2 separate regions of the Homo sapiens genome follow, and region 2 is linked to region 1. The links are chromatin loops, found by intact Hi-C in ENCODE. Cell type or tissue: prostate gland. All regions are shown on one strand. Each heading gives the region's core, and the rest is flanking DNA. Links, peaks and the distances in the headings are about the cores only.

What was found. Peaks named below come from ENCODE experiments on the same cell type or tissue, not always from the same donor. Only the 100,000 strongest peaks of a DNase experiment are listed, where the experiment ranks them.
Region 2: a loop joins it to region 1, with 3 times the contacts of the local background. A loop is called at or near these places in 15 of 110 quality-filtered maps.

The regions. Positions count from the first base shown.
Region 1 is chr19:47,695,118-47,700,481 of GRCh38, forward strand. It overlaps BICRA (BRD4 interacting chromatin remodeling complex associated protein), which reads left to right. Exons shown (of 15, transcript NM_001394372.1): 10 at 248-357; 11 at 1,334-1,395; 12 at 3,517-3,665; 13 at 3,848-3,942; 14 at 4,186-4,288. Among named protein-coding and RNA genes, the nearest start is that of EHD2, 16 kb to the right of the region's middle. RefSeq lists enhancers at 3,438-3,980, 3,981-4,521, 4,255-4,549. In prostate gland, for the core only: CTCF peaks have their summits at 3,171 and 4,404 (motif pointing right); a DNase peak (open chromatin) is centred at 3,154; H3K27ac peaks cover 967 bases.
Region 2 is chr19:47,537,970-47,543,333 of GRCh38, forward strand. It overlaps ZNF541 (zinc finger protein 541), which reads right to left. Exons shown (of 17, transcript NM_001277075.3): 6 at 2,924-2,982; 7 at 2,207-2,366; 8 at 1,736-1,909; 9 at 173-470. Among named protein-coding and RNA genes, the nearest start is that of NAPA, 26 kb to the left of the region's middle. In prostate gland, for the core only: a CTCF peak has its summit at 2,945; no DNase peak of the experiment used is centred there.

The DNA of each region.
Region 1 (5,364 bases), core at 101-5,100:
GCCTGAAGATGGGTGGGCGGGGCTGAGCAGGGAGAATGGGCTGGGGCAGGGCTGTGGGACTCAGCACAGGGCATCAGCCAGAACTCAAGGGACACAGGAAGGCCAGAGGTGGCAGGGCTGGCCCCAGATTTGAAGGGCCGGAGGGCCAGGAGGAGAGCGGTGGGGTACAGGATGGGGCTCCCGTTTGAGGAGGGGGCCTTCATGCAGTGACCGCAGGCCCTGTCTCCCCCACCCCACCCACCCCCAGGCCTCCCTCCTCTGCTTCCAGCCGAGAACAAGGCTTTTGCCAGCAACCTCCCGACCCTGAATGTGGCCAAGGCCGCTTCCTCCGGGCCAGGGAAGCCCTCCGGGCTGCAGGTAAGGGGCCCTTAGAGCAGGGGTCAGGACAGGACCAGGAGTCTTCGGGAACTGGGAACTGGGGCTGGCAGGGGCAGGGAGACACTGGAAGACGCGGACAGGATGAAGCTGGGACCATCAGGCAGCTGAGACACCACGAACAGCCGTGCAGGGACAGGAAGGGCAGAATGACACCCAGACAGGCAGCCAGAGATGAGGGAGAAACACGGAGACGGTGGGACGGAGACGGCACCAAGACTACTGGCAACAGTGTAAGGGACTATGACTGGGGAAAGAGCAGGTGATATGGACACAGGACGGGAAGGACAGGGCTGAGATGACAAGATGTGAGCTCAGGACAGGAAAGGCGGGTTTAGATGAGACAGACCGGAGACGGAGCAGATCAGGGACCGAGAATGAAAGGGTGAGAGGGTGGGGACAGCTGAGGCCGAGGCCACTTGTAGATGTAAGACGTGGGGGAGACAGAAGACAAGGAGAGGAGCAGGTGGGAGGACCAGGACCCAAGAGGCCGGGAGAAGCTCAGAGATGGAGATGCCAGAATGAAGGCCAGACGCTGAGGACAAGAGGGGAAGCCAGGAAGGGAGGCGGGGGGGCGAAACGACAGGAGCCACACTGGGAGAGAGACTGTGCGAGGCAGGGGCACTGGGTGCTGGGCGGTGATGTGGGAAGCAGGCATCCGGCAGAGGAGGGAGGTCACACAGAGGCAGCCCTGGGCGAGGGGACGGAGGGAACCCAGGCAGAGGACACCCAGGGCTCCAGCCTGCCTGTCACCCTCTCCGTCCACTCCCCAGCCCAGCCCAGGTCTTCCCCTGGGGTTCATTGTGATGGGCAGGGGATCCTGTAGCTGGGGCCAGGCCCCCACCTGGGTGAGACACTGGTCCCCTGTCCCGTCTTTATCCTAGGCTAGAGGGGAAGCTGGTCGGGGGAGGGAAGGCTTCTGGAGGCAAAGGCCTCTCACTCGCCTTTCTTCTCCCAGTATGAGAGCAAACTGAGTGGCCTGAAGAAGCCCCCCACGCTTCAGCCCAGCAAGGAAGCCTGGTGAGTCCACACCCCATCCTTGCATGCCTGCCCTGTACCTTCCAGAGACCTGGGGGAGCATGGGGCCACCCTCCAGAAGCAGAGTTGGGCAGGCCCAAGTGCCAAGCCCAGCTCCACCTCTTGGTAGCGATGTAGTTCCCTCATAGACCCTCAGTTTCCCCCTCTGGAAAATGGGGTGACCAGAGAGTGGTGGAGGGAGGGTGGGCTGTGGCTCCGCCAGGCTGGGGCTCAGGAGGGCGGCAGTTTGGTCCATCCTGGTTGTTGCTGTGCCCTCCATGTCTCCCACACGGCTGGGCCGCGTCGGTGCTGAGCCCCACTGGGTGGGTGAAGTGATGGGTGGGGGAAGTGAGTGGGTGGACATGGCTGTTGGGAGGATGATGGGGGGGGTGTTTGGGGATGGATGGATGGGAGTCTGGGCGGATGGATGGGTAAATGCTGGATGCCTGCCTGCCCTCTCTCCTGCCCTCCTTCCACCACCAGGGTTTTTTGTTTTGTTTTAGGGGGGGTTCTTTGAGCCAGAATCTTACTCTGTCACCTAGGCTAGAGTGCAATGGCACAATATTGGCTCACTGCAACCTCCGCCTCCCCCGTTCATGTGATTCTCCTGCCCCAGCCTCCCAAGTAGCTGTGACCACAGGCGTCTGCCACCATGCTCGGCTAATTTTTGTATTTTTAGTAGAGATGGAGTTTCACCATGTTGGCCTCAAGTGATCCACCTGCCTCGGCCTCCCAAGGTGCTGGGATTACAGGTGTGAGCCACCACGCCCAGCCCACCATGAGTGTTTTTTTAAAAACATATAAGTCCGGGGGGCAGAGGTTGCAGTGAGCCGAGATCATGCCATTGCACTTCAGCCCAGGCGACAGAGCAAGACTGCATGCCCTCACCCAAAAAAAAAAAATTTTTTTTTATATATATTGTGGAGACAAGGTCTTACTATGTTGCCCAGGCTGGTTGGTTTTGTTTTTGTTTTGTTTTGTTTTTGGAGACGAAGTCTCATTCTGTCACCCAGGCTGGAGTGCAGTGGTACAATCTCGGCTCACTGCAACCTCTGCCTCCTGGGTTCAAGTGATTCTCCTACCTCAGTCTCCCGAGTAGCTGAGATTACAGGTGCATGCCACCACACCTGCCTAATTTTTGTATTTTTAGTAGAGACGGGGTTTCATTATGTTGGCCAGTCTGGTCTTGAACTTCTGGCCTCAGGTGACCCACCCATCTCAGCCTCCCAAAGTGCTGGGAGTACAAGTGTGAGCCACCATGCCCGGCCTAGGTTGGTCTGAAACTCCTAGTCTCAAGTGATCCTCCCACCTCAGTCTCCTGAGTAGCTGGGACTACAGGCACGTGCCACCACACTCGGCTAATTTTTAAATAATTTTTGTAGAGACAGGGTCTTGCTGTGTTGCCCAGGCTGGCCTTGAACTCCTGGGCTCAGACAATCCTTCTGCCTCGGCCCCGCAAAGCGCTGGGATTGCAGGCGTGAGCCTCTGCTTGGCCTAGGAGTGTGAATTAAGTCCCCACTCAGTGCCCAGGCCTGAGCCCCATGTTGGGAACACAGGAGTAAGTGACACAAAGTCCCTGCCCCCACAGTGCAGAGAGGCTGCTGGTTTTTAGCCGAGGGTGGAGTTGGGCCTGCCTGGTGGGGGAGACAGTCACACTGCCAACAGACAAAACCCATTGTAACATGGGCTACAAAAGCGGCCCGTGAGAAGACAGGATCCAGCCTCCCTCCCTTCTTCCCGAAGGCTGCACTTTGGAGGAGGCACGGTGGAGCCACACTGGCCCCAGGTGGCAGGAGGCAGAATAGCAGCTTCCAGGCTCTGGCCTCACTTCCCGCTCTGCTCTTCCTCCCTTACGTGCTTTGGAGAGGAGTGACTTCACTTCCTCGACCTCACCTTCCCTTTCTGTAAAATGGGGATAGCGATAGCACTGCTTTGGTCGGCCCCAGGGACTCAGTGAGATGGAACAAGCACGTTCAGTACATGGGAACACCACTGCCCAAGTATTCCCCTTCCCGCTGTTGTGTTCAGTTGCGGCCTGGGGCTGAGGGTTCAGGGACTTCCCCTGGCCCTCACCCGTCCCCCCCACCCTCCGCCGTGTGTGGTCTCTCCCCTTTCCACCCGCAGTTTCCTGGAGCATTTGCACAAACACCAGGGCTCCGTCCTGCACCCCGACTACAAGACGGCCTTCCCCTCCTTTGAGGACGCCCTGCATCGCCTCCTGCCCTACCATGTCTACCAGGGCGCCCTCCCCTCCCCCAGTGACTACCACAAAGGTGAGGCCTCCCCAGGACACGGCCCTATATGTCCCAGGGGACCCCAGCCCGTGGGGCGGGGCGTCGCCAGTGTGGAGCCGCAGGTCCACGGTGCGCTATGCTGACCCTGCCCCGCCCTCCTTCCTGCGCATCCGCGGCCGCCCCCAACATCTCCGCCCTTGCCTCTCTTCCCTTCCTCGCAGTGGACGAGGAGTTTGAGACGGTCTCCACGCAGCTGCTGAAACGCACCCAGGCCATGCTCAATAAATATCGGCTCCTGCTCCTGGAGGAGTCCCGGGTAGGGTCAGAGTCGCCTTCCTCGCCTCTGGGCTCCTCCTCGCTGGGACACTGCCCCTTTCCCTCACCCGCTCTGGGCAAGGTGGAGCCTCCCGCCCCTCCTAGCCCCGGGAGGGAGGTTGGGAGGGAGGCGGGAGCTCCCATCACAAGGACAGTTTGGACCTTGCACGCATCGTCCCCGTCGCTCGCGCCCCTTCCCCCTTCTTGCTGGTTCACTCGCACGTCGTCTTTTCCCCCACCCCAGAGGGTGAGCCCCTCAGCGGAGATGGTAATGATCGACCGAATGTTCATTCAGGAGGAGAAGACCACCCTTGCCTTGGATAAACAGCTGGCCAAGGAGAAGCCGGGTGAGAGGGGGGAGTGAGAGGGGAGGGGAGGGAGAGGTGCCCCCACCCCACCTGGGCAGAAGAGTTAGATTCAGGGCGGGGAGTGGGTGTGTGGCCCTACCTCACTCCACCACTAGGCGGTGCCCCAGCTCCACCTTCCTGCTGGCAGCTGTGCCTCCCCTGACCTCCCGCCTCTCAGACCAGATAGCCCACATCCATCTTCCTCCATCCCTGTGTGGCCCTTCCACCCCCACCACTCTGGGATGGGGGGAATATTTCTGCCACCCCCGTGGGACACAAAACAGGAGAGCAGGCGCCTAGGTTGCAAAATATATAAGGTAACGCCCACTCTTGGGTGCCAGTCCTTTGCTTGGGGACCCTGAGAGTGAGCACCTCCTTAAGTGTTGCACCTTAGGTGGCTCGCTGGCCTCACTCTAGTCTCCTGTCTGCAGGAAACGGTACAGGCAGATCCCAGCTGCCAGAGTTTCCAGAATATTCCCTTAGCCTTTGCCCACATTCCAACTCCAGGGCTTCCCTGGATAAAAGCATGGTCCCTGCTTTGTGCTGCCAGGCGCAGGCTTTTTACGTCGAGCTCTGGACCTTAATTTTGAAAAAGTAGTCATTGGTACTTAAATGAGTGCAAAGGGGTGGCCATAGTGAAGGAGGGGCCAGGAGCGAGTCTGAAGTCTCTAGGGTAGGAGAGGAAGGGTAGTTCCGTGGTTAGGGGCTCGATGCTGGAGTCTTGGTTTAAATCCTGGCTCTGCCACTTACTAACTGTGTGACCTTGGGCAAGTTACTTACCTTCTCTGTGTCTCTGTATTCTCATTTTGTAAAGTGGGGGTTATGATGATCAGCTTACAATCTCTTATCTGACACCCTCGGGGCCTGATATGTTCTGGAATCTTTTTGCTTTTAGAAAGGCAATGAGCTCACTCCAGCCTGGGCGACAGAGCGAGACTCCGTCTCAAAAAAAAAGAAAGGCAATGAGCTACCTCAATGCTGTCTTCTGATTTACCCCCAGTGGGTTTGGGGAAGCACTGTGTGATCAAACACACTAGTATTTCTGGAGTGAAATCGATGGGTATCCAGAGTAGTTG
Region 2 (5,364 bases), core at 158-5,157, 160 kb before region 1:
CTAGAAGGCACTTAGATCAGTCCTGGGGCACATCTGAATAGCAAAGGAACCCTCAGACTAGGTACACCCAGGCAGGAGACAATCACTGAACCCAATGCTACAAGGTAGAGTGGCTGTGGTCCGCAGGCAATCCACCCTGGGATCACAGAGTGAGTGCCCCAGCCTCACTCACCGAGCATGGAGCTGATGAGCTGGTCAGGGCTGGCCTGAGTGGACGTGGAACAGAGGGTGTTGAAGTACACCCCAGAGCCCTCCCGGATGGGGCTGAGCATTGGGGGTGGTGTGTAGGGGGAGCACTGGAATAAGCCCTTCAGGAGGCAGTCCACCAGGAACATGGGTGACCGCAGGCGGCTCTGGTGGCATCCTGCAGGGCCAGGCTCCCCAGCCGTGGAGGGTGGGGGCCGCTTCTTCCGCTTTCTCTGCTGGCTGCTCTCCTTGCTGTCTCGCTCCTCCCCGTCTTTCTCTTGTCCCTGAAGAAGTTTAGAACCACAGGTGGTCGCCTGAAGCCACCTACTGCACCACTCCATCTCCAGGATGGAAAGAGAGCAGGAAAAGGAGACCGGCCAGAGACAGGAAACTAGGAAATGCACGCCCGGCAAAGGAGGCTGGCCACACCTGAGCCAGACCTGACGTACTGAGCCTGGCGATGATCCGGCTGCAGCCTTCTCCTGCACCCACTGCCCCAGCAGAGCCCCTGACTCTGTGTAAGAATAGCCTCAATCATTAAGATGACTGGCCCTTAAAAAGAGAGAGATCCCCAGAGATACAGTGTGACGGTGAAGAAAGAAATGCTGCTCCACCCAAATGACAAGCACCGAAATGACCCAGCCACTGACTCAGGGGACCTTCAGGTCCACGGACTGTGTCCCCGAGTCCAGCAGGAGCTTCTTCAGTAGGGGGTCCTCCAGTACAGGCTGCAGAGACAAGCCCTACGAGACTGATCACTCGTAACTCACCATGCTCTCTCTCACTTCCACAAAATCTCCTCTCCGCTCTGCCAGCCCTACTCCTCCTCATCCTCTAGGTCTCAGATCCCATACCTCCTCCTCCAGGAAGCCCTCCCTTACCTCCTCAGGCTGGGTCAGGAGCCCCCTGGGAACTCTCTGGGCTCCCTCTGCTCCCAGCTCTGCCCACTCTGGGTTGTCACTGTCTGGGGACAGGCCTGTCTCCTCCACTGGACTAGGAGCCCTGGGAGGCAGGGCCCAGGCTATTGTGGTCACCTCTGTGTCCCCAGCACCACCCAGCACAGGGCCTGGCACAGAGGGGCTCAGTGAATGCTGAATGACTGAATTAACATGCAAACCAGGTTCTTCTGGATCAAGATTTTCTTTTTTTTTTTTTTTTTTTTGAGACAGAGTCTCACTCTGTTACCCAGGCTAGAGTGCAGTGTTGTGATCTCAGCTCACTGCAACCTCTCCTTCCTGGGTTCAAGTGATTCTCGGGCCTCAGCCTCCCGAGTAGCTGGGTTTACAGGTGCCTGCCACCATGCCCAGCTAATTTTTTTGTATTTTTAGTAGACACAGGGTTTCACCATGTTGCCCAGGCTGGTCTCGAATACCTGAGCTCAGGCAATCCACCCGCCTCAGCCTCCCAAAGTGCTGGGATTACAGGCATGAGCCACCACATCCAGCCTGGAGTCAAAGATTTTCTGTGGTATCTGGTTTGGGTTTTTCCTACGGCTTCCCCCAGCAGCTGCGGGCAGTGGCAGGAAGGAGGCAGGCCGACAAGCACCCACCATGGCCATGCTCCCTATGTGTCGGGTCACTGGAACCACGGGGATCGATTGGGGGACCACCAAAGGGGCTGCAGCTGTGGGGTCCAAGGGCTTCTTGGTTCCTGGGGGACTATGCCTGTCCCCTTCTGGCCTCAGCACCTGTCTTAGCGGCTTGCAAAACTCTGTGCCAAACACCTAAACACAGAAGAGAAGAGATGGCTCTTTAAGAGATAAGGTAGGTGGGGAAAGGAAGAGCTGCTTCAGCAAAAAAAGCTGTCATAGAAAACAGCAGTGAGTCTGTGGCATGGACCAAGCTGGAGAGCTGCTGCAGCCCATGGCAATGGCCTGCCCCTGGAGAGCCACACAGCCTGACTCCAGCCCCCGACCCAGAGTGACGTCCCCATCCTGAGATAAGTGACACCAATCTCGTTTACTCCCCACAGGCCTGCCAGAAACCCAGTAACCACCAAGCCACTGGTCGTCCCCCTTCACCTGCGGTTCCTGCTTCCCTCGAGGTGACGGCCACTGGTCGCTGTGAAAACACATGTGGCTGCTCAGCCCTTTCTCCGTATAAAACATCTGGCTGCAGTTCTTGCAGACAAAAGTGCTCCTGGGCTTCGTCCAGTCTGTGGGACTGCCGTTTTGCTGGTTACTGTGGGACATGGCAGGAAAGAAGAGTGGGAGATTAGGACTCTGTCCTTGATCACTGATTTTTTGTTGTTTTTTTTTCTTTTTTGTCTATAACTCCAATCCACTGACTTTTTTTTTTTTTTGGAGATGGAGTCTCACTCTGTTGCCCAGACTGGAGTGCGGTGGCACCATCTCGGCTCACTGTAACCTCCACCTCCTGGGTTCAAGTGATTTTCGTGCCTCAGCCTCCCAAGTAGCTAAGATTACAGGTGTGTGCCAATATACGTGGCTAATTTTTATATTTCTAGTAGAGACAGAGTTTCACCATGTTGGCCAGGCTGGTCTCGAATTCCTGACCTCAAATGATCCCCCTGCCTCAGCCTCCTGAAGTGCTGGGATTACAGGCGTGAGCCACCGCGTCCAGCCTGACTACTCTTGATAAACCCTATAAAATGGAGGCTGTACCCTAATCCCATTAGGACTGAAAGCATCCTCCCCACTCACTTGTCCAGGGCCGGCACAGGAAGGCCAGAGGACTCCTGCCAGGGTGCATGCAGGATCGGGGGCTTCTTAACTTACCCTCTGCCTGCCACATTCTCTTCCTTCACCGGATGGGGGAGCCTGTAGATGTTTCCACCCTGAAGATGAAAATGCATCTGAACCAACACATCCAAAATGAAGAGGCAAGAAGAGCTCAAATTACAGACTTTTAGAAGAAAACATCAGAGTAAATCTTCATGACCTTGGATTAGACAGTGGTTTCTTAGATAAGACACCAAAGCAAAACAGACAAATTAGACTTCATCAAAATGTAAAACTTTTAGCCAGGCGTGGTGGCTCATGCCTGTGATCCCAGGACTTTGGGAGGCCGAGGTGGGAGGATTGCTTCAGCCCAGGAGTTTGAGACCAGCCTGGGCAACATGGCAAAACCCCATCTCTACAAAAAATACAAAAATTGGCCTGGCATACTGGCATGGGCCTGAGGTCCCAGCGACTCAGGAGGCTGAGGTGGGAGAATCACTTGAGCCAGGAGTTCAAGGTTGCAGTGAGCCATGATCGTACAACTTCACTCCAGCCTGAGTGACAGTGAGACCCTGTCTCAAAAAAAAATAAAAAATAAAAAATAAAAACTTTTGTCCTGCAAATGGTATCATAAATAAAGTGAAAAGACAGACCACAAAATGAAAGAATATTTGCAAGTCATGTGTCAGATAAGGGTCTTGCATCCAGAATATATAGAGAACTCAAAAAATAGTAATCTGATTTTAAAAAATAAGCAAAGGACCTGAACAGACATTTCTTCTAGAAAGATACACAGATGGCCAATAAGAACACAGAAAGGTGTTCAACGTCAGCAGCCACGGGGAAATACAAATCAAAACCACAATGAGATACTGCTTCACACCCGCCAGGGTAGTTATAATTTAAACAAACCACGGACAATAACAAGTGTTAGTGAGGACATGGAGAATGTGGAGCCCTCATACACTGTGGGTGGGAAGAGGAAACAAGCAAAACAGCCTAGTAGTTCCTCAGACCTAAAACAGAACTGCTGTACGACCTGGCGATTCTACTCCTAGAACATAAATCCCCATAAAAATTTGTACATGGGTGAATATTCACAGCAGCACCATATTCAAAATAGCCAAAAAGTGGAAACAACCCAAATGTCCATCCACTGATGAACAGACAAATAAAACGCGGCCTTATCCATCCAACAGAGGATCACTCAGTCATGGAAAGGAATGCAGCTCTGCCGTTTGCCACCCCACGGATGAGCCTGGAAAACGTCATGCTGAGTGAAGGAAGCCAGATACGAATGCCACAGAGTGCATGATTCCACTCATATGCAATGTCCAGAACAGACACATCCACAGAGACAGAAAGGAGACTCGTGGCTGCCAGGCCCTGGGGGGAGGGCGAGATTGTGGGTGACAACTAAGAAATGTGGGGTTCCTTTTGGGGAGATGAAACTGTTCTGGCAAAGAGTGGGGATGGTTGCACGATCTTGTGAATATACTACAAATTACCCAACGCTACACTTTAAAATGGTGTATTCAGGCCAGGCACCATGACTCATGCCTGTAATCTCAGCACTTTGGGAGGCCGAGGCAAGCACATCACCTGAGGTCAGGAAAGACCAGCCTGGCCAACACAGTGACACCCTGGCTCTACTAAAAATACAAAAATTAGCTGGGCATGGTGATGTGTGCCTGTAATCCCAGCTACTTGGAAGGCCCAGGCAGGAGAATTGCTTGAACTTGGGAGGCAGAGGCTGCAGTAAGCCAAGATTGCACCACTATACTCCAGCCTGGGCAACAGAGTGAGAGACTCCGTCTCAAAAATAAATTTGGCCAGGCACAGTGGCTCACACCTGCAATCTCAGCACTTTGGGAGGCTGAGGCGGGTGGATCACGAGGTCAGGAGTTCAAGACCAGCCTGGCCAAGATGGTGAAACCTCGTCTCTACTAAACACACAAAAATTAGCCAGATGTGGTGGCGCATGCCTGTAATCCCAGCTACTCGGAGGCTGAGGCAGAGAACTGCTTGAACCCAGGAGGCGGAGGTTGCAATGAGCTGAGATAGCACCACTGCATTCCAGCCTGGGCGACAGAGTGAGACTCCATCATAAATAAATAAATAAAATAAATTTAAAAAATAAAATAAAGTGGTGGATTTGGCTGGGCATGGTGGCTCATGCCTGTAATCCCAACACTTTAGGAGGCCGAGATGAGAGGATTGCTTGAGCCCAGGGGTTCAAGACCAGGCTGGGCAACATAGCGAGACCCCCTCCATCTCTAAAAAATATATAAAAAATAAAATGGTGCATTATTTGGCACCTGAATAATAAAGATGTTAACAAAACAAAAATGAGGTAGCTGTGGTATGATGGGAAGCTACTCATCCTCCTGAGTAGCTGGGACCACAGGCGTGCACCACCATGCCCAACTAATTTTTTTTAAATTTTGGTAGAGACAGGGTTTCGCCATGTTGCCCAGGTTGGACATGGAGTCAGGAGA